Linked DNA regions of Homo sapiens: region 1 is linked to region 2. A link is a loop called in an ENCODE intact Hi-C map of the cell type or tissue named here. Cell type or tissue: CD4-positive, alpha-beta T cell. All regions are shown on one strand. Links, peaks and the distances in the headings refer to the core of each region. The heading gives the core; the rest is flanking DNA.

Region 1 (9,956 bases), core at 621-8,620, 900 kb before region 2:
CAAGAGGAGAACCAGACAGACAAAACCTGCTGTCCTGACCTCACTGTGCACCAGGGCGAGGTCCCTGGGAAAGCTCAGTTGGCCAGGGAGAGATACTGAAGAGCCAGACTGAGCACGTCGGCCCAGGAAGTGACTGACCAGAGGCCTCTCAGGGCCAAACACAGATGGAGACTGCGGCTCTTGACCTCAACCCTCTTCACACCCTCAGGCACAAGAGGTGCCCACGAGGCTAGAACCTGGAAACCAGAGACTAACAATCACTAAAGGGGTGGCCTCTATCTGGTGTTTGACCACACGGGGGCAGCAGAGACAGCCCCTGCCCATCCAACGGCTGCCTGGGTGGAGCGCAAGTCTGCAGGAAGAAGAGCTGACGTTGACTCAGGTGTTGGGGACTAACTAGGGAGGGCCAGCTGTCACTCAGGCTTCAGAATCAGATGGCGCCCACTGACCCAGAATACCTTCCTACCACTCAGAGGAGTTCCTGCTGGAAAGCACACCCACACCAAGTCCCCTGGGCCACACCTTGTGGCTGCCCCAGAATTCCTGCCCATGCCTCCAAATTTCGGGCAGGTACCTTGTCCTCTGCATAAGAAGCATAAGTGCCACGAAAAGCACTCTTAGGAAGGCAAACATTATAAATGGTTCTTATCAGCTCGAGTCCCTTAAGGACTTGTGGGGAAGAGTGTGAGCACCTGAAGTCTATGAAAGGGATTTTGAAAGTCTTCTGGCCACCCAAACCTATGGAAATTCCACGTTAGGGTCCAGTAAAGAGGGAGTTACTCGCTCCGTCCTTCCCCAGCTGTTCATCTGCCCTTACCTGTGATGGTGACAGAGCCGTGCGCATCCTGCTGCAGCACGGGGTTGCGCACCAGGCAGCTGTAGGTGCCATTCGCACCCAGCACCACCCGCAGGACGCTGTGCACATCAAACAAGCCCTGCTCGTTGGCCATCTGCGACGTGGTCACGTTGCCAGTCAGGGGCACACCCTGCCCATCCTGCCAGAACACCTCAGCCTCAGGGTAGCCCCGGTAGCTGGAGCACGTGATGGTCACCGTGTCCCCTGGCCGCAGGTCCTTGTTGGGCTCCAGGGTCATGCTGGGCTTCGAGTAGGGAGCTGGAGGTGACAGAGGGCAGGGGTCAAGGGCAGGGCAATGGCAGGGGAGGAAAAGGATGCATGGGGCTGAGTACAGGAATCAGCACTGGGGTTCTGGGAGCAGTGGTGCAGCAGAGGGTGGGCTGCAGAGGGAATGGAGGGTGAACCAAGGGGAAGGCGTCGCCCTCCTGGTGCTCACCGGCCACCTGCAGGCTGACGGCAGCGCTGCCGAAATCCCGGATGCTCACGAAGCAGGTGAAGCTGCCCTCGTCCGCCACACGCACGCGCTGCAGCCTCAGGGATGCATTGCCTTGTGCCAGCAGGTCCGGGAAGAGGGCCGTGCGGTTGGCATAGGCGCTGCCCTGGTCCCGGCCTTCGGTGAAACTGTGCACCAGCTGTTTGGTGTCTGTCAGCTGCCAGATGAGGTTGAGCTGTGCCAGGCTGAAGCCAGGCTCGGGGGAGAAGGAGCAGCGCAGGGTGGCATCGGTGCCCACTAGGGCCACCACCGGGTCCTCAGGGACCTGGACCTCCACGGCTCCTGGGGGCGGGGTCAGAGGGGCAGGGTGGTGAGGAGAAATGGGACTCTCTAGGCTACCACCCGAGTCCCCCAAACTCTTCCCCCATCAATTCCCAGACCCTGTTCCATCTTCCTATTTTCTTCTTAGATGCAAAAGCAGATTAAGTCTGAGGACTCTCAGATATGGAGTCTCCCCAATCTTCTGAGAACAATCACAGCAGGTGGGTCTTGGCCTGACCAGACCAATCCCAGGGCCAGGCCTGGGGCAGGTGACTCTCACCAGCTCCAGCCCTGGTGAATCCTGCCATCAGGACTCCTTTCCTTCGCCCACCCCTCTGCTGACCCAGATGTGGCTCCATTCTTCCCAGAGGCTTCCAGAGCCTTGAAGTCAGGAGAGCCTTAAGAAGGCCTGTGATTTCTCCGCCCCCAACCCCTCCAGTGAACATCCCCACCTCCCCGTTATCTTTCTCCCTATCATTAGGAGGCAACTTGCTGTTCTGGGAGATTGAAGGTGGGGCCAGATTCGGAGCTCCCAACCCCTGCCGACAGAAGCAGAACCCCCCTCCCCCAAGGGGACATTTAAGCAAAGCAACCTGTGGGGCTTCTCTGGGGTGTGATGGTGACAGAGCTGTGCGCATCCTGCTGCAGCACGGGGTTGCGCACCAGGCAGCTGTAGGTGCCATTTGCACCCAGCACCACCCGCAGGATGCTGTGCACATCAAACAAGCCCTGCTCGTTGGCCATCTGCGACGTGGTCACGTTGCCAGTCAGGGGCACACCCTGCCCATCCTGCCAGAACACCTCAGCCTCAGGGTAGCCCTGGTAGCTGGAGCACGTGATGGTCACCGTGTCCCCTGGCCGCAGGTCCTTGTTGGGCTCCAGGGTCATGCTGGGCTTCGAGTAGGGAGCTGGAGGTGACAGAGGGCAGGGGTCAAGGGCAGGGCAATGGCAGAGGACGAAAAGGATGCATGGGGCTGAGTACAGGAATCAGCACTGGGGTTCTGGGAGCAGTGGTGCAGCAGGGGGTGGGCTGCAGGGGGAATGGAGGGTGAACTAAGGGGAAGGCGTCCCCCTCCTGGTGCTCACCGGCCACCTGCAGGCTGACGGCAGCGCTGCCGAAATCCCGGATGCTCACGAAGCAGGTGAAGCTGCCCTCGTCCGCCACACGCACGCGCTGCAGCCTCAGGGATGCGTTGCCCTGTGCCAGCAGGTCCGGGAAGAGGGCCGTGCGGTTGGCATAGGCGCTGCCCTGGTCCTGGCCCTCAGCAAAGCTGTGCACCAGCTGTTTGGTATCTGTCAGCTGCCAGATGAGGTTGAGCTGTGCCAGGCTGAAGCCAGGCTCAGGGGAGAAGGAGCAGCACAGGGTGGCATCGGTGCCCACCAGTGCCACCACTGGGTCTTCAGGGACCTGGACCTCCAGGGCTCCTGGGGGTAGGGGGAGTGGAGAACATATAAGGGGGACTGAGGAGGGGTGGGCCTCCCTAGTCCCGCTCCCTGCCCCTGCTAACCCCAGGCCCTGTCCACCCCTCCTTTTAGGCCTGAGACCCAAAGTAATTTATTGTCTTAGGACCTCATTCAGTCAAGAATATAGTCAGCACCTACAGGTGCCAAGCATAAAAGTCAGAAATGCAACAGAGAGCAATACTACGGTCACATCCCCACAGAACTTACATTTTAATGGGAGAGAGAGACAAATGGGCACACAGATTCTCGTCAGCATGTGACTAAGGTATGTGAGGAAAAGGAGCCAGCAGGTTAGTAAGTAAAGCAACAGCTTTTCAAAAATCTGGCAGGTACTTTACACCTGCCTGCACCATGTGCATTTCCCCATGAGCGTAAGTAATGTTATAAATTGGGGAGTCCAAAAAAGTATCCACCAAAAATGTCAATAGTGGTTTCTCTGGAGGAGAGAGAATCACAAGTGCTTTTTCTTTTTTTCTTTTTTTTTCTTTTCCTAACGAAACACGATTTGTTTTTATACAAGAAAGAATACCCGTACCTTTAAATATGGTGGTGAGGCACATGCTCTTTAAAGCAATTAAGCTGAAATTTATAGGGAATGAAAAAGAGCTGACATACAGAGAACCCCGTAGAGGAAACAGCAGGTGGAAGGCCCTGAGGCAAGACTGGCCTTGCTGTGTGAAAATATCGGGGAGCGTCCAGTGTGGCAGACACATCTGATGGGAGGGCATGTCCCACCCAGACCAAAGATGACTTGAAGAGACCAGTGAGGAATCTAACTTTTTCTATGAGTAATGGGAATCACTGGGGAGTGTTTTAATCACGCATAATCTGAGTAGCAATGCTTAAAACTCACTCTAGCTCCTCTGTGGAGACTGGACTGTGGCAGGGCAAGGGGGAGGCCAGTTAGGGGCGGTTTCAGCTGTCCCTGTAAGAGGTGAGGGTGGTGTGGCTTCAAAGGGTGGTAGTAGAGAAGAAGAGAGGGATCAGATTCAAGGTTTATTTAGGAGGGAATCAACAGGACTTGCTGATGAGTCAGAAGTGAGGGGAAAAGGCCCGGCATGGGAGGCCGAGGCAGGTGGATCACCTGAGGTCAGGCGTTCGAGACCAGCCTAGCAGATATGGTGAAACCCCACCTCTACTAAAAAATAGCCAGGGGTGGTGGAACACACCTGTAATCCCAGCTACTCAGGAGGCTGAGGCAGGAGAATTGCTTGAACCTGGGAGGTGGAGGTTGCAGTGAGCCGAGATCGCGCCACTGCACTCCATCCTTGGCAACAGAGCAAGACCCCATCTCAAAAAAAAAAAAAGAGGAGGAGGAGGAGGGGAGGAGGGGAAGCGAACCCCCCCACCCTGGCACTACCATTCTCCGGTAATGGTTAGATTGTGTGCTTCGAGCACTAGCAAAGCAGGCACACTCAAAATGTGGGAAGATCAACCTTGAAACAATGCTAATTGAATACAGCACTCATTAAAGGTTTCCTGCATTTAGAAAAATAACATTGACTTTATGGTTATTATTTTTATTGTGAATCATACTCAGTATCATAATCTTTGCAGTACCTAGAGATCTCTAAAGTTCTTAAGCTAGCCTTGGATCTCTTGCTGAAACCCCTGGTGCCCCAGGCCAGTTCTCATGCCCTGTCAGTCGAACCAGGGTGCCCCTTGGAGGGGACATTTGGGGGAATGAAACCTGGTAAGTCACCCAGACAAAACCCTTTCTTGCTCTAGAGAAATCAGAGCAGCCGTGGGTAGAGACAGGCACTTCTTTATGGCCACAAGATGGCGCCAGACCCTCAGCTTTGTCTTCCCCACGGAGGAAGCCGTCTCAGAGCAGAGATGCTGATGAGAATTTGAAATGTGATGAGGATATTGTTATTAAAGTAGCTATTATTATTGAGTGCTTCCTGTGTGCCAAGCACCGTGTGGGGAGAGTCACATCGTTTATTCTACACAGTTATTGGGCACCTACTATGCAACAGCCGCTCTGGCCCTGAGATGGACCCTGCTCTTTGAACAGGGAGGAAGCAAGCAAACGCCAGGTGGGGGCGAATCTAGGCAGAATAACGCAGGGAGGCCAGGGATAGGGAGGGAGGAGCGGAGGTGTGCTATTTTATACAAGGGAGCTAGGAGAGCCTTGAGAGGAGGTGACATTGAGCAAAGACCTCCACAAAATATGGGATCCAGTCATGCAGACGTTTAGGGGCAGAAAGTTCCAGGCAGAGGAAAGAGCAAGTGGAAAGGTCCTGGGAGGGGGCGCACACAGTGTATTCAAGAAATAGCACGATCTCATTTAGCACTCATGTTCCCATTTTACAGACAAGGAAATGGAGGCTAAGAACAGTAACGTGAGTTGCCTACTGGATCCCACAGGTGGAAGTAAGGTATGGCCCTGCTAGCCAGAGCTGGCTTGGCAGGACCCCTAACAGGCGTGGGCACCCCCTCCCCAACTGCCACAATCACTGTCCCTCCCCTCCCGTCCCCATGCTGCTACCCTCACCTGTGAGGCAGAACCACAGTGCTCCCAGGGCTGCACCCACATGCACACCCATGCCAGGGCTGCCCCGCCGACGCAGCATCTTCCTGTGAGGCGGCTGACAGCTGGGCTCCCCGTGGTGGAAGGCTGCCCCTGCCTGGGAGAAAGAGGACGCAAGGCCTTTGTCTCCAAAGGTTCTCCCCAGACCATCTCTTGCCTCATCTCTCCTGGACCAGAGTGGGGAAGGCTGCAACTGCCCACTGGGAGGTCCTCATTCCCATATCCCACCGGGCCCCCTGCTGAGGAATCTTGGTGACAGATGCTTGGCAGGGAGTCCCTGGGGAGGCCTGACAGGGAAGATGGGGTAGGGGGCAGCTGGGATCCACCCTTTCAGCTAAGATGTTAGTATCCAAATATAAGGAAGAGGAGGCAAGGCGGCAAGTGAAGGCAAGGTTGGCTTGCTCTGGGGCTAGGATGTGTGCAGATCAATTTGGCAGACAGTAGCTGGTAGGGCAGAGCAGGAGCTCCTGTGGGGGCCAGACTTAGAGATGGGCTGACAGGTGTGAAATGTATCCTAAAGGCAGTTGAGAGCCACTGAAGCTTCCTGAATAAGGGAAATACACGGTCAGAGCTGAGCTTCATGAAGATTAATCTGACAGCACCTCCACCCGCTATCTGATGGGAGGGTATGTTTCAGCCAGATCAAGCAGGGCTTTGAGAGACCAGTGAGGAATTTGGGTTTTTCTATGAGTAATGGGAATCACTGGGGAGCATTTTAATCACACATAATCTAGGTAACAATGTTTAAAACCCACTCTAGCTCCTCAGCATAGACTGGATTGTATCAGGGCAAGGGAGAGGCCAGTTAAGAGGCTATTTCAGGCTGAGTGCAGTGGCTCATGCCTGTAATCCCAGCACTTTGGGAGGCTGAGGCAGGCGAATCACTTGAAGTCAGGAGTTTGTGACCGGTTTGAACAACATGGTGAAACCCCATCTCTACTAAAAATACAAATAATTAGCTGGGCATGGTGGTGGGCACCTGTAATCCCAGCTACTTGGGAGGGTGAGGCAGGAGAATTGCTAGAACCCAGGAGGCAGAGGTTGCAGTAAGCCAAGATTGCACCACTGCACTCCAGACTGGGTGACAGAGCCAGACTCGATCTCAAAAAATAAAAATAAAAAAAGAGGCTAATATAGCCATCCCTGTAGGAAGGTATAGTGGTGGAATAAATGAAGGGCCAGACAGGAGACAAAGCATGTCTGGGTAAAAGTGACAGTATCTGAGGACTTGGGTAGAGAGAAAGAGCAGTCAGGTTGGCCGTGGTTTTGAGCCTCAGTGACAGGGTGGAGCATTCACTGAGGCAGAGAAAATGGAAGGGTTCAGTATAGCTTGTGTGAAATCAGCAGTATTTGCAAAGAAGCTTCTAGGACAGAGTTTTAGGAGGCGACTAGGTGTATGAGTGTGGGAATGCAGAGAGAGAACATTTGCTAGCTTAACACATCTGTATTGAGTGACCAAGACAGATCAGAAGTGGAAGAGGCAAGGACTTGGGGATGACCTCAAGGCTGGAGTCAGGACTGAGTAAGAGGCAAGTCTGTGGCTGCAGGTCAGGCCTGAGCTGGGGATGAGAAGGGCAGACATCCCTAAATCCAGCCCTGCTCCCAATCCCAGCCACCCTCCAGGCTGCACACACCTTGTCCCTGAGTCCCACAGCTGCTGCCTAAACATTTGTGCCATGTCCTGATCAAGCCACATCTATGCCAACCAACACTGATCAACAAGAATAGAAATGATTTCACGTCCTCCTAATACCCTGGGAGATAGGCTGTAACACTTGGTCCTATTTTTGCAGGACTTTAAAAAATTAAAGCCCATGGCTGGGTGTGGTGGCTCATGCCTGTAATCCCAGCACTTTGGGAGGCCGAGGTGGGTGGATCACGAGGTCAGGAGTTTGAGACCAGCCTGACCAACATGGTGAAACCCTGTGTCTACTAAAAATATAAACATTAGCTGGGCGTGGTGGCTCAGGCCTGTAATACCAGCTACTCAGGAGGCTGAGGCAGGAGAATTGCTTGAACCCAGGAGGCGGAGGTTGTAGTGAGTGGAAATCGCGCCACTGTACTCCAGTCTGGGCGATACTGCAAGACTCTGTCTCAAAAAAAAAAAAAAAAAAATTAAAGCCCAGATAAGTGACTTTGTTAATGTCAAGTAATTTGCCAGTCAGCACAGCCAAAAAGAGTCCAATTCTGCTACACCTTTCCACCCTTCCACGGAGCAAACCTCATCAACAGCTGCTAGCCTCAATTCCATTCCAGGCGCCCAGCCTCAATCCTTCCAATCCCAGCCAGGCACACCCGCCCCCCGCCACCCTCCACTCCTACACACACACACCCCCAGCAGCTGGGCCAAGGGAGTCCCTCAGCCAAACCATGTGCATCCTGGCCAGCCCCCCTTCTCTCCCAGCTGTCTACAGTGGGGAAGCCCTGAGCAGCCACTTCCTTTCCAGACGCTTCCGGCCTCAAAGCCTTACTGCCTGCTGAGTCAGCAGCCTTCCCCGGCTCCATTCATAAAGCACCTTTGGCAGGCACCACATCCTGCCCCACAAGGGCCACCCTGAGGCCCACAGGAAGATCCAGCAGGCAGCTGCCTGCAGGACCTGCCCAACCCCTGCGGGAAGCACCAGGGCTAAGGATGAACGAACGCCCAGATTCCACATCTCCCTGCCTCTCTTTAACCCCAGACAGAACCAAGGCCTGTGGGTTCTTCCTGGGCCGCCTCCCTCACTCTCCACACTGCTTCTCAAGCTTCCATCTCCCACCCTGACCCATCACCCCCCTCACTGGCCCTGCTTGCTCCTCTCTTTCCCTGCCAGCCCCATTCTCTAAGGTGCCTTCTCTTAGGACCTAAGACAGGAATCTGCTCATGTCCCTCCCCTGCTCAAGAACTTCCCATGGCTCCCCATTCACTATAGAAGTCAGACCCCATTCCTCTGCCTGGTACTCAAGACTCTTCATATAATTGTCTCCTTCATATATCAGGCTAATTCCTGCCACTCTGGGCAGGTACAGGGAGCAGAGGGCACCTCCCCTGATCAGACCTACCCAGGCTCTCCCAGGGCCGAGCTGCGCTTCCCTCCAGAGGGAAGATGAGGGACTTCCAGGGCTGCGCCCTGGACTTGCTCCCTTTCATTCCTTTCCTAGACTCTGGATCCTGGAAACCTGCCCTGGAGAGAAGCAGTTTGACAGCCCAGAAGCAAAGAGACCAGAAGAGTCCACGGCACCCAGAGACCCCTACGCTGACAGCTGGGCCTGGAGGAGCTGAGGACAGGAGAAAGAGACAGAGCTCAGAAAGGAAGTGCTCCCTGGAGAATGGGAGAGTGTCCTGTGAACACAGAGCTGGTCGGCCCGGGACCCAGAGCCACGTGGAGCCACGCAGGCCTCATGCTGCCTGCGTACCACCCCCTCCACCCATGTTTTCCACAAAGGGGAATCTCATCCCCAGCCGGGACCTGCCCTGGAGTCAGCATGTGCCACCCGTCCCGGTGAGTCACCTGCCAGTGCCCACTCCTCGTCCTTCTCCTTCCTGCTCTATCCCAAAACCACAGAGCACCTTCGGCTTTCACAGAGCAGCAGGAGAGAGGGGTCAGGCTGTCCTCAGCCTAAGGTACAGCAAGGGCATCCAACCCTGCAGAAGCAGGGCCACAGGGAGGCTCCCAAGAGATGACCCAAGATGTGCCCTCAGAAAGCTACAACAAATCCAGACTGCACCTGGGCTCAGGGCCAAAATGCCCTGGGCCTGGGGATGCCCAAGAGGGTCTCCTTGCCCCCCACCATAATCACCCACATCACTCCACTTCCTCCTAACCCCCTACTTCCTCCCAATCCCCGCAGGGGCTCCTTGGGCAACACTTCCCACAAAGGGACAAAAAGGGTCAGAAAGACACAAAGTTCTGAAAATGTCAGACAAGTCCCTGGATCCAGCTATGCCTGAAGCAAGCTGCAGACCTAGACCGCCCAGATATTTGAGCCAATCATTTTTTTTCCCTTAAACCAGTTTGAACTAAGTTTCTATTGTCTGCAACCGAAGGAGTCCTTGAATCCACATGCATTCATGTCTTTAGTAATTCATTTCACTACTTACGGAGTTCCTGGTAGGGACGTACTAGGGGCAGAGAGATAACTAAGGTACACGTCTGTCCTCAAGGAGCAGATTCTAATAGGGAAGGGGGACATGCAGTTAGATCACTGCAGTTTGGTATAGTATACTATTTATGATATGGTCAGGGCGAATTGGAGGCACCTCAGAGGCATGATAACCCCAGAGATGATCCCTGAAAAGTCATGAGCAGCTCCCCAGGTAGCCGCGCTGGGAAAGGTAACCCTTTCCTGAACTCCAGAGACCCGTCCTC
Region 2 (9,956 bases), core at 907-8,906:
AGGGGTTCACTCTGGTTCTCTTCCAGGCAAACAGCCAGATGTGTTAGACTAAATACTATGTCCTTTGTCCTGATATGTTTTGAGGTATAAGTGAGCATTTGCCAGGTACAGTGGAGTGGGAGAGAACATTCCAGGCTGCAGGAGCTGCACAAGCAAAGGTACGGAGGCACGAAGTATCACGATGTGTGCAGGAGATTGCATGAGTGTGGTGAAAATTAAAAACGTGTGGCCGTGAGTGGCACAGGAGGGCAGGCAGGACTGGACTTTGCCATTCTCACGGTGGTACACAGGCACAAGGCTGCTGCTGAATGGACACACTAAAGGAAAAAAGACTCCCTCCTCCTCTAATGTTTGGGGATGTTCTTTGAGATCCTCATTTTGAAAAGGTGTCATTATCAAAACGTCACCCTTAAGAGAGGGAACTTCTGTGTTGACTGAGACGCTTATTAAGATCCATGATACGTATTGTTTAATTTACTCATCACAATGACTTCATGATGTGGGCGTTGTTTCCCTTGATTTACAGATAAGGGAATGAGGTACAGAAAAATTAAGCAGCTTGCCCTTGGACACATAGCCAGTAAGTGGCAGAATTAAGGATGAAACAGCCTGTTCCTCTTCCTGTGTTCCCGCTCTTTCCCCTAGATGCACTGCCAGTAGATGCATGAATTGAACTTCCAGCCACTTCCCAAATAATGCACATGTGATGAAGCAGAGATTTACAATCCTTGCATCAGCCCCTGCCAGCAGACCTCTTGATGTCTGTTTCCTTTTCCCCAGTCACACAGAGAGGTTGATTCCTTGGGAAACTGAATGACTGTTGCAGGCAGCAATTGTTCCTTCAGCTGAAAGGCATGCAGAGTCAGACCAGGGTGGCTGGCTTCGGCCCATGGGCAAGTTTATGGGTCCGCAGAGAGAAGGCAGCCTCTGTCCTCTATCCCTTTCCCATATGCAGTTCTTGGTTACAGAAAATCCAGTTGCTCTTCTTTTCCCAACTGGGAGAGATCTCTGTATCCTACAGTAAACTTCTTGGTAACCTGGGCTCTCCTGAGTAGGTCTCTGATCCTCAAGGAAGGGAAAGGTAAACACTCACTAACATGAACATCGGCAGTCAGACACACATCACACACACAGAGGTGGCACACAAGCTACACACTGACACAGAGCGGAGACAAACACACACTTGCAGAGAATCTGCCTCCTGGAATATGAGAGCTCAGGGAATCTGTCAAGATCAAGGGTTTTCGAACTATGCCGCGTGAGTTTTTCTGCAAAGGGAAGTCACAGAAAATAATGAAGCAATTTCCCACCAAAGGGAATATTGTAACAGCTAGAGATAATTGTAGAAAAGTACACTGAAATTATGAGGTGTCATTTTCCCTCTATCAGACTGGCTAAGATTTAGAAGTTTGATAATACACAACGTAGGCGGGGGTGTAAAGATACAGCATGTAGCAGAAAAAGTAAATGATTGCAATTCCAGGGAAGAGAGCTCAGCAAGATATATCAAAATGTTAAATGCAGCTACCCTTAAACCTAATGATTCCACTCCTAAAAAGTTTACACAAACACACACACACACACACACACACACACAATACTGATTAAGGAGGTTCATTGTAGCATTTGTTTATATTACCATAAAATTAGAAACAACTAAAAAAAGTCTGTTAATAGAAGCCTAGCCAAATAAGTTAAGGGGCAGCCATACCATGGAACACTCTTAATCACTTAAAATGCTGAGGTGGACCTCTATGTTCTGACATCAGAAGATATCCACAATGTATTTTATCCTGTTTGTGTTTTTAAAAATATATGTTTGCAGCTGGGCGTGGTGGCTCATGCCTATAATCCCAGCACTTTGGGAGACCAAGGTGGGTGGATCACTTGAGGTCAGGAGTTCGAGATCAGCCTGGCCAATATGGTGAAACCCCATCGCTACTAAAAATACAAAAAATTAGCCAGGCGTGGTGGTGGGTGCCTGTAATCTCAGCTACTCAGGAGGCTGAGGCAGGAGAATTGCTTGAACCAGGGAAGTGGAGACTGCAGTGAGCCGAGATCACACCATTGCACTCCAGCCTGGGCGACAGAGCAAGACTCCATCTCAAAAAAAAAAAAAAATATATATATATATATGTGTGTGTGTGTGTGTGTGTGTGTGCGCGCGAGCGCGCGTGTGTATGTGTGTCTTTGTGTGTGTGTATGTGTGTGTGTGTGTTTGCTATGTGCAGCAGCTCACGCCTGTAATCTCATCACTTTGGGAGGATCACTTGAGCCCAGGAGTTCTAGACCAGCCTAGGCAACATGGTGAAACCCCAAAAATTAGCCAGGTGCGGTGGTGTGTACCTGTAATCCCAACTACTCGGGAGGCTGAGGTGGAAGGATAGCTTGAGCCCAGGAGGTAGAGGTTGCAATGAGCGGAGATTGGGCCACTACACTCCAGCCTGGGTGACAGAGCCAGACCCTGTCTCAAAAAATATATGTATATGTTTGTATATATCCATAGAGTGTCTATCGGGTACATAAGAAACTGTTAAAGTAGGTGGCTCTGGAGAATGAGAAGGGGACAGGGAGAAAGGGCAAGGGAAGGGAAACAAATGTTTCACTTAACTTTCTGTACTATTTGACATCTTTACGGTAAGCATATATTAACTGTATAATACATTATTTTAACCCTCTGAGATGTTAAAAAAAATATATTCGGGTCAAGTGCAGTGGCTTACGCCTGTAATTCCAGCACTTTGGGAGGCCAAGGTGGGCAGATAGCTTGAACTCAGGAGTTCTAGGCCAGCCTAGGCCACATGGCGAAACGCCATCTCCACAAAAAATACAAAAATTATTTCTGGGTGTGGTGCCATGCACCTGTACTCCCAGCTACCTGGCAGGCTAAGGTGGGAGGATCATCTGAGTTTGGGGAGGTCAAGGCTGCAGTCAGCTGAGATCATGCCACTGCACTCCAACCTGGGCGACAGAGTGAGATCCTATCTCAAAAAATAGAAAATTAAAAATTAAAAAATAAAGTATCTATCTATTAGATATATAGATAGATATTAGGGTTTGCTGTTACATTTCACTTAGAAAGAGAGTTCCGCCACTAAAAAGTTTGAAAAACCTTTATGCAACTCAAGCCTGTTGTATAAGTGGCCAGGAAAAATTGTGAAAGACTTTTGAAATGGGGAGAAAATGTACCCTATGGAATGCAGGCCTGGTGTGCCCTTCCAGGTTATGTCATTCTATGGTAGTCTCCATTTTTCATTGTCTTTGAATCTGTAAACTGTAGAAAACTGAAAATAATACAAATTATTATTGTCCATGGCAATGCAAACAAGTTTTGTCAGGTGGAGATGCAAGTGATCCCCCACCCCCCACCCCACCCCCCGCCAAACACACACACACACACACACACACACACACACACACACACTGTGGATGAAGCCAGTTTTGTATCAATTAACAAACTTATTTCATTATTTCTGATGCCAGTGTGTGTATCTGGCCTTTGTGTTGTCCTTTGAATCAGTTTTTAACTTCATTAACTAATGAGTTAAATAAAATCTTTTACACTTGTTCATTTTTTATTTGTATGACAGGCATGATTTCTCCCTTGAAAAAATAATCATTTAGTGGCACGTGCCTGTGGTCGCAGCTACTGGAGAGGCTGAGGTGGGATGATCACTTGAGCCCGGTAGGTGAGGCTGCAGTGAGTGGTGATTGCGCCACTGCACTCCAGCCTGGGAGACAAAGTGAGACCCTGTCTCGGGGAAAAAAAAAAAAGGATCATTTAACAAACCAGAAAAACAAACAAACAAACCAGAGACAATGAAGACTATGAGGAAGAGATTTGACCAAGGTTAGACGCCTGTTGTAACAAATACAGCACCAATCCCTAACCCTCAAATGTGAGCTTCTGGACTGAATTCCTTGGCTATTGTATTTATACCATCAAGTAACAAGTATTGAAGTCACTTTCTATTTGACTTGACCATTTACCCTACACAAATATATTCTTAATTTAGAAGATGCTTTCCCACAAATATATACACACAGAGACTTACACATGCACAAACACAAACACCTGCGGGCATCCACAGGCCCCCACCCCCCCCACCCCACCCCCCGCTGACACGCTGCACAAACTCCCCCACAGATCCAGAGCTCCCCTCCCCGCCACTGGGACAGCCGCCCTCCCAGTGCCAAGCCTGCTCTTGGTTCCTTCATCTCAGCGGAGCTTAAGATTGGGGATGAGCAAGGCCCCTTCCTGCGGACCCTGGCCTGTGCCACGCAGGGAGAAGAGGTGGCTCCCTCACTTATAATCATTGGCCAGGGGTCAGAGTGGCTCTGGGGTGCGACGCTGAGGGGTTCAAGGGGATGGAGGCCAAGCCCCATCCTCAAAGACTGCCGGTCGTGGAAGAGGCCAGCACACGGGCGGAACTAGGCCCGCTGTGGAGCCACGCCCCCAAGTCCTGGGGTAGTCCGGGAAGGCTGCCCGGAGGCGGTCACCTCAGCGCTGAGGTTTGAAAGCGTGGAGGAAACACTGGGAGCCTGGGAGCCGTACAGCCGCGGCTGGGCCGAGGTGTTTGGTGGAAGGACTGAGCCAGGGCCTCCTAGCACGGATCTGTTAAGTGGATGGCGTTTTTGGTTTTGCGGAAAAACAAATCCCGCGGAATTCAAGGACCTCCCAGGCGCCAGACTTGACCCGCGGGTCGGGAGCAGCGCGGCGCGCAGCCCGTTCGGCACCCACCCCGCGCCGCGGCCGCTCTCGCGGTGGGCTCGCGGCGCCCCCTGCGGGCGCCAAGCCACTCTCCCCACACTGCCACCCCGGGGAGGCGCCGGCGGGAAGAGGCGGGCGGGCGGGGGCTGCGCCCAGCCTTCGGGCCAGGAGGTCCGGTCTTCCGTCCCCACCAGCCCCCGAGGTCGCTGCTGCAGGCCGGCCTTAGTTCTGTGCACCCCCGAGGGCGCCGCGTCCACAGATCCCCATCACCAGGAGATCCCATCCCCATTCTGCAGATGGGGAAACCGAGGTTCAGAGACGGAGCCTGATGCATCCACCGCACGAAGAGGAGTCTGTGGATCCCGCGGCCCACCCTCACCCGAGCTCGTCTCTCTCCGCCTAGGTGTGGCCACAGACTCAATGGCTTGCCGTGCACCCCACGCACCCTCTCTTCTGGTTCTCTCTGGGCCACAGCGTCGCCTGGTTTGGCCTTTCAAGAGCTGTGTGGACGGGAGTGCATGTGGGGTGGGGTTACTCATCCACTTTACAGGAGGGAAATCTGACAACCGCACGGGAGCGCCCTGGGATCTGATAGTTTCACTTGCGTGGTCTATACTAAGGAGACAATTCAGAAACTCAGCAGATTTTGCTGTGTAAGTGCTTCTCCCTAGTTGTTCATAATAGCAAAACTTGTGAATAGTCTAACTCTCTACCGCTTGGTTAAATAAATGGTATTCTACGCAGCCATGAAAAATCATTCTGGGTAAAAAGTTTGGATATATTAAAGACGCCATTCTATTGTTAAGCAAATAAGCAGGTTACAATGCAGCATATACAATAACAAAGTTCCATTTCTGTGAAGACGCATGTGTGTGCACACATTTTTTTAAAACTCTGCAAAGATATACACCAAAAACTTGAATATTAAGATTAAGAGTTATTATAAAATAAGTATTTGTACCTTTCTGCATTTTCTAAATAATATTATACAGTGAATCTGTATTGTTTTGTGTTTGTTTTGTTGTTTTGTTTTGTTTGACAAGGTCTCACTCTGTCACCCACGCTGATCAAGTGCAGTGGTGTGATCAAGCTCACTGCAGCCTTGACCTCCCGCGCTCAAATGATCCTCCCACCTCAGCCTTCTAAGTAGCTGGGACAGCTAATTTTTGTATTTTTGTAGAAACGAGGTTTTGCCCTGTTGCCCAGTTTGGTCTCGAACTCCTGAGCTTAAGCAATTCTCTCATTTTGGGATTAGAAAGGAGCCACCATGCCCAGCTCCCTATTTTATTTTCTGTCTAAAACTTATCAATATCTGATATTTTTCATTTGTTTATTATTTATTTGTTGTGACCTTACCCTGTTAGAATATGAATTCCATGAGAACATGGACCTTGTCTGTCTTAGTGACTAGACTAATGTCTGGCACTCAATAAACAATTGTTGAATAATAAAATAATGAATCCTCCAGCAACTACATTATATGGATGTCATTCTTTCCATTTTACAAATGGGAAACTGGGCTGGAAAAGATTAAGCAACTTGCTCCAAACTGCACTGTTAATGGTAGTGGTGGTGGGGATATAGGGTGCTAAGATTTGAATCTCGGGTTTCCAAAGACATACCATATTTCTTTTTTAAAAAAATTCTGTTGGGAGGCCAAGGTGGGCAGATCACGAGGTCAGGAGTTTGAGACCAGCCTGGCCAATGTGGTGAAACCCCGTCTCTACTAAAAATACAAAAATTAGCTGGGCGTGGTGGCAGGTGCCTGTAATCCCAGCTACTTGGGAGGCTGAGGCAGGAGAATCGCTTGAACCTGGGAGGCAGAGGTTGCAGTGAGCCAAGATCACGCTATTCATTGCACTCCAGCCTGGGCAACAAGAGCAAAACTCCATCTCAAAAAAAAAAAAAAAAAATTCTGAGACAGGAAGCAGGATGAACTGAAGCTGGTTGTGTCTATCTCCTTTTATGGCAATAGCCCTTCTTTATACCACAGGCCCAGACCACAGTGCCTGGACTAGAAGCAGCTAACATCCCAAGTGGTCAGCCCTTGGGGTCACTGGCTCTCAGCAGCAGTGGCAAGGCCTGCAGGTTTCTCATGGATGTTGCTCGCCACCCTCCCAGAAAGAGCAGACAAATCATTCTCCCCAGCTTGTCCCCATTCATGCTTACATTTTTTTAAATGAATTAATACTTTTAATAATTTATTTCTAAATCTTTCTTTAAAGGGGCATTACAGTCTATTGCGAACAGATCTGCAGGCAAGTCAGCCTGACGTTGAAACTATAATACATGTTTTTCTTAGTTTTGGCACTATTTACTGTTTAGAACAAAAGAGAATAACTTTTAAAATAACAAATGGATAGTACTTCACTGGGAACATCATCCAACAGATAGATTTTCTTTTCATACCACAAATCTACATATCTTTAGTCAAAGTTATATTAAGAAGTTAATTTCCCAAAAGAAACAAGAGTAAACAGTCATGATGAGACTTAGCTGGGTTTTCTTGAGAAACGAAATTAAAAACAAGCTGTACTGCTTACTTTTCAGCAAATTCTACTTTGCCAAGTTTCAGAAGGAAAAGCCTAACATACTGGAAACTACCACATGTAGTTTCCAGTGTTGTCCCCTTGCCCGGGAGAATCTGGGGGACCTACTTCTTCCTGACAGCCTGCTTTGTCACCACCAAATCCATCAGCATGATGGCTTCACTCCCTACCACAAGCAGCCTAGCACCTGGGTTGGAGTTGATAAATTCCGCAAACCTGGGTCGGAGTAGATAAATTCTGCTGCCTCTTCAACGGAGCTATGGATTTCAGGGCTCCATCTATGTGCGTCAGTCAGTTTGAATGCAGCTAGTTACTTACTGCAAGTTTGCCAGCTCTCTGCAACAAAAATCCGGCATATCAGTCCATTTCTCTCCCCATTACAACTTGAGTAGGTACTGAGTAGCAATTTTTTTTCCAGAGCTCCTGATGTCTGTCCACTCTATGATCCACCAGTTTGGTCATGTGGCAAACTCTGTTACAATCAACATTTTGGAAAATTTACCATCACTGTCATGTTATTCAGAAGCAGCAGCTCTTGGTGACTGTGATTTCTGTGGCTATTCTGGGATTGGGGGAAGGAAATGCCCCAGAAATTCCCTTTCCTACTTCCTTGATCCAACCCTTTCAGCCTCTCTTTTCCTTCTGCAGTATCTAAGTGAATATTGGAGCTTTTCTGTGTAAGAAAAAAAAAAATGGCTGGGCATTGTGGCTCACACCTGTAATCCCAGCTACCCAGGAGGCTGAGGTAGGAGATTGCTTGAGGCCAGGGGTTCAAGACTAGTGTGGGCAACATAGTGAGACCCCCTTCTCTAAAAAAAAATTAAAAAAAAAACATTAGCCAGTCAAGGTGGCATGCACCTGTAGTCCCAGCTATTCAGAAGGCTGAGGAGGGAGGATTGCTTGAGCCCAAGTGTTTGGAGTTTGAGGCTGCAGTGAGCTATGATGATGCCACTGCACTCCAGCCTGGGTAACAGAGTGAGACCTCATCTCTAAAAATAAACAAATAAATAGGGAGAAGCCGTAGAGACCTACAGGCTTATTATATTGATTGGTCAGTGTAGCCCTTTTTGAGGAAATTGTATTTGAGCAGAGATATGAATGACATAAAGCAGCCAGGCATGCAAAGATCAAGTCACAGAGTATTCCAGATGAAAGTAAGAGCCAGAGCAAAGACTCTTAGGAAGGGTAGGCCTGGTGCGGTGGCTCATGCCTGTAATCCCAACACTTTAGGAGGTTGAGGTGGGCGGATCATGAGGTCAGAAGTTCAAGACCAGTCTGGCCAACATAGTGAAACCCCGTCTCTACTGAAAATACAAAAAATTAGCCAGTGTGGTGGTGGGCGCCTGTAATCCCAGCTACTCAGGAGGCTGAGACAGAAGAATTGCGTGAACCCAGGAGGCGGAGGGTGGAGTCAGCCGAGATCACGCCATTGCACTCCAGCCTGGGCAACAGTGGGAGACTCCATATCAAAAAAAAAAAAAAAAAAGATGGGTATCAGGTAGCTTTTGTTCAATAATAAACCACTTCAAAATTCAGTGACATAAAAATAATAACCATTTATTTATTATTACTTTGTGGGTCAGTAATTTGGGCTGAGCTCAGATGGGCTGTCTTCTGGTCTCAGATGATCTTACTTTTGTGTCAGTGGTCAGCTACTAATCAGCTAGGTGACTTTGCTTCTTAGGGTTGCCTGGCTATCAGCTGGAGTGATGGGAGCAAGCGGGCCATATTTCTTTCATCATCTAGCAGGCTATCCCAGGCTTGTTGATAAGTCTTGTTGATATGTGGCAGTGCAGGGTTGCAAGAGAGAGTAGAAGCATGCAAGGCCTCCTCAGGCTTTGACTCAGAAATGGAACGATGTCACTTCTGCCATATGCTATTGGCAAGGCCAGCCCAGATTCAAGAAGTGGAGAAACAGACATCACTCCTTGATGGGAGACTGAGAGACAAGGTCACAGAGAAAAGGAGAATTATGATACTTGTAACACACCATGAGCAAGAATGAACAAAGAACAGAAAAAAAAAATTCCAGCATGTCCAGAGCAATTGTTGGGGAGTGTTATGGGCTGAACTGTATTCCCTTCAAAATTCATATATTGAAGTCCTAATCCCTAGTACCTCAAAATGTGACTGTACAGTCTTTAAAAAGGTAACTAAGTTTAAATGAGGTCAGTAGGGTGGCCACTAATCCAATATAACAGGTAAGGGAATGAAAAGACAGACAAGAAAATATTTGCAAATCACAGGTCTTATAAAGGACTCGCATCCAGAGTATTTTTTTAATTCAGTAATAAGAAAAAAACAATCTAATAAAAATGGGCAAAAGATATGAACAGATACTTGACCAATGAAGATATGAAAAGATGCTCAACATCATTAGTCATTAGGAAAATAAAAATTAAGACAAAGATATACCTACATATTTATTAGAATGGCTAAATTTAAAAGACTTACCGTACCAAGTCTTGGCAAGCAAACAGAAGAACTAGAACTCTAATAGAATGCTGGTAGGTATATAAAACGGTACAACCACTTTGGAAAACAATTTGATAGTTTGTTAAAAAGTGGAACATACATCTGTTACATGATTCAGGTATTCCATTCCTAGATATTTCCCAAGAGCAATTAAAGCCTACAAAAAGACCTGTAAACAAATGCTCATAGCAACTTTATTTGTAATAGTCAAAAACTAGAAA

The links. Hi-C counts contacts between places; a loop is a spot of excess contacts. Peaks named below come from ENCODE experiments on the same cell type or tissue, not always from the same donor. Only the 100,000 strongest peaks of a DNase experiment are listed, where the experiment ranks them.
Region 1: it touches region 2 in a loop (16-fold over the local background); 3 of 110 quality-filtered maps call a loop at or near these places.

What each region holds. Positions count from the first base shown.
Region 1 is chr15:73,695,334-73,705,289 of GRCh38, reverse strand. CD276 (CD276 molecule) reads right to left here. Exons shown (of 10, transcript NM_001024736.2): 2 at 5,572-5,704; 3 at 2,697-3,035; 4 at 2,204-2,518; 5 at 1,293-1,631; 6 at 818-1,114. The coding sequence starts at 5,650. Among named protein-coding and RNA genes, the nearest start is that of CD276, 16 kb to the right of the region's middle. RefSeq lists enhancers at 2,563-3,284, 7,662-8,172, 7,948-8,242, 8,173-8,685, 8,686-9,197 and a silencer at 4,836-4,885. In CD4-positive, alpha-beta T cell, for the core only: a CTCF peak has its summit at 4,854 (motif pointing right); DNase peaks (open chromatin) are centred at 4,859 and 8,049; H3K27me3 peaks cover 303 bases.
Region 2 is chr15:72,791,799-72,801,754 of GRCh38, reverse strand. It overlaps ADPGK-AS1 (ADPGK antisense RNA 1), which reads right to left. Exons shown (of 3, transcript NR_040107.1): 3 at 3,556-3,751. Among named protein-coding and RNA genes, the nearest start is that of ADPGK, 13 kb to the right of the region's middle. RefSeq lists a silencer at 4,677-4,906. In CD4-positive, alpha-beta T cell, for the core only: a CTCF peak has its summit at 4,760 (motif pointing left); DNase peaks (open chromatin) are centred at 4,774 and 5,154; H3K4me3 peaks cover 1,188 bases; H3K27me3 peaks cover 414 bases.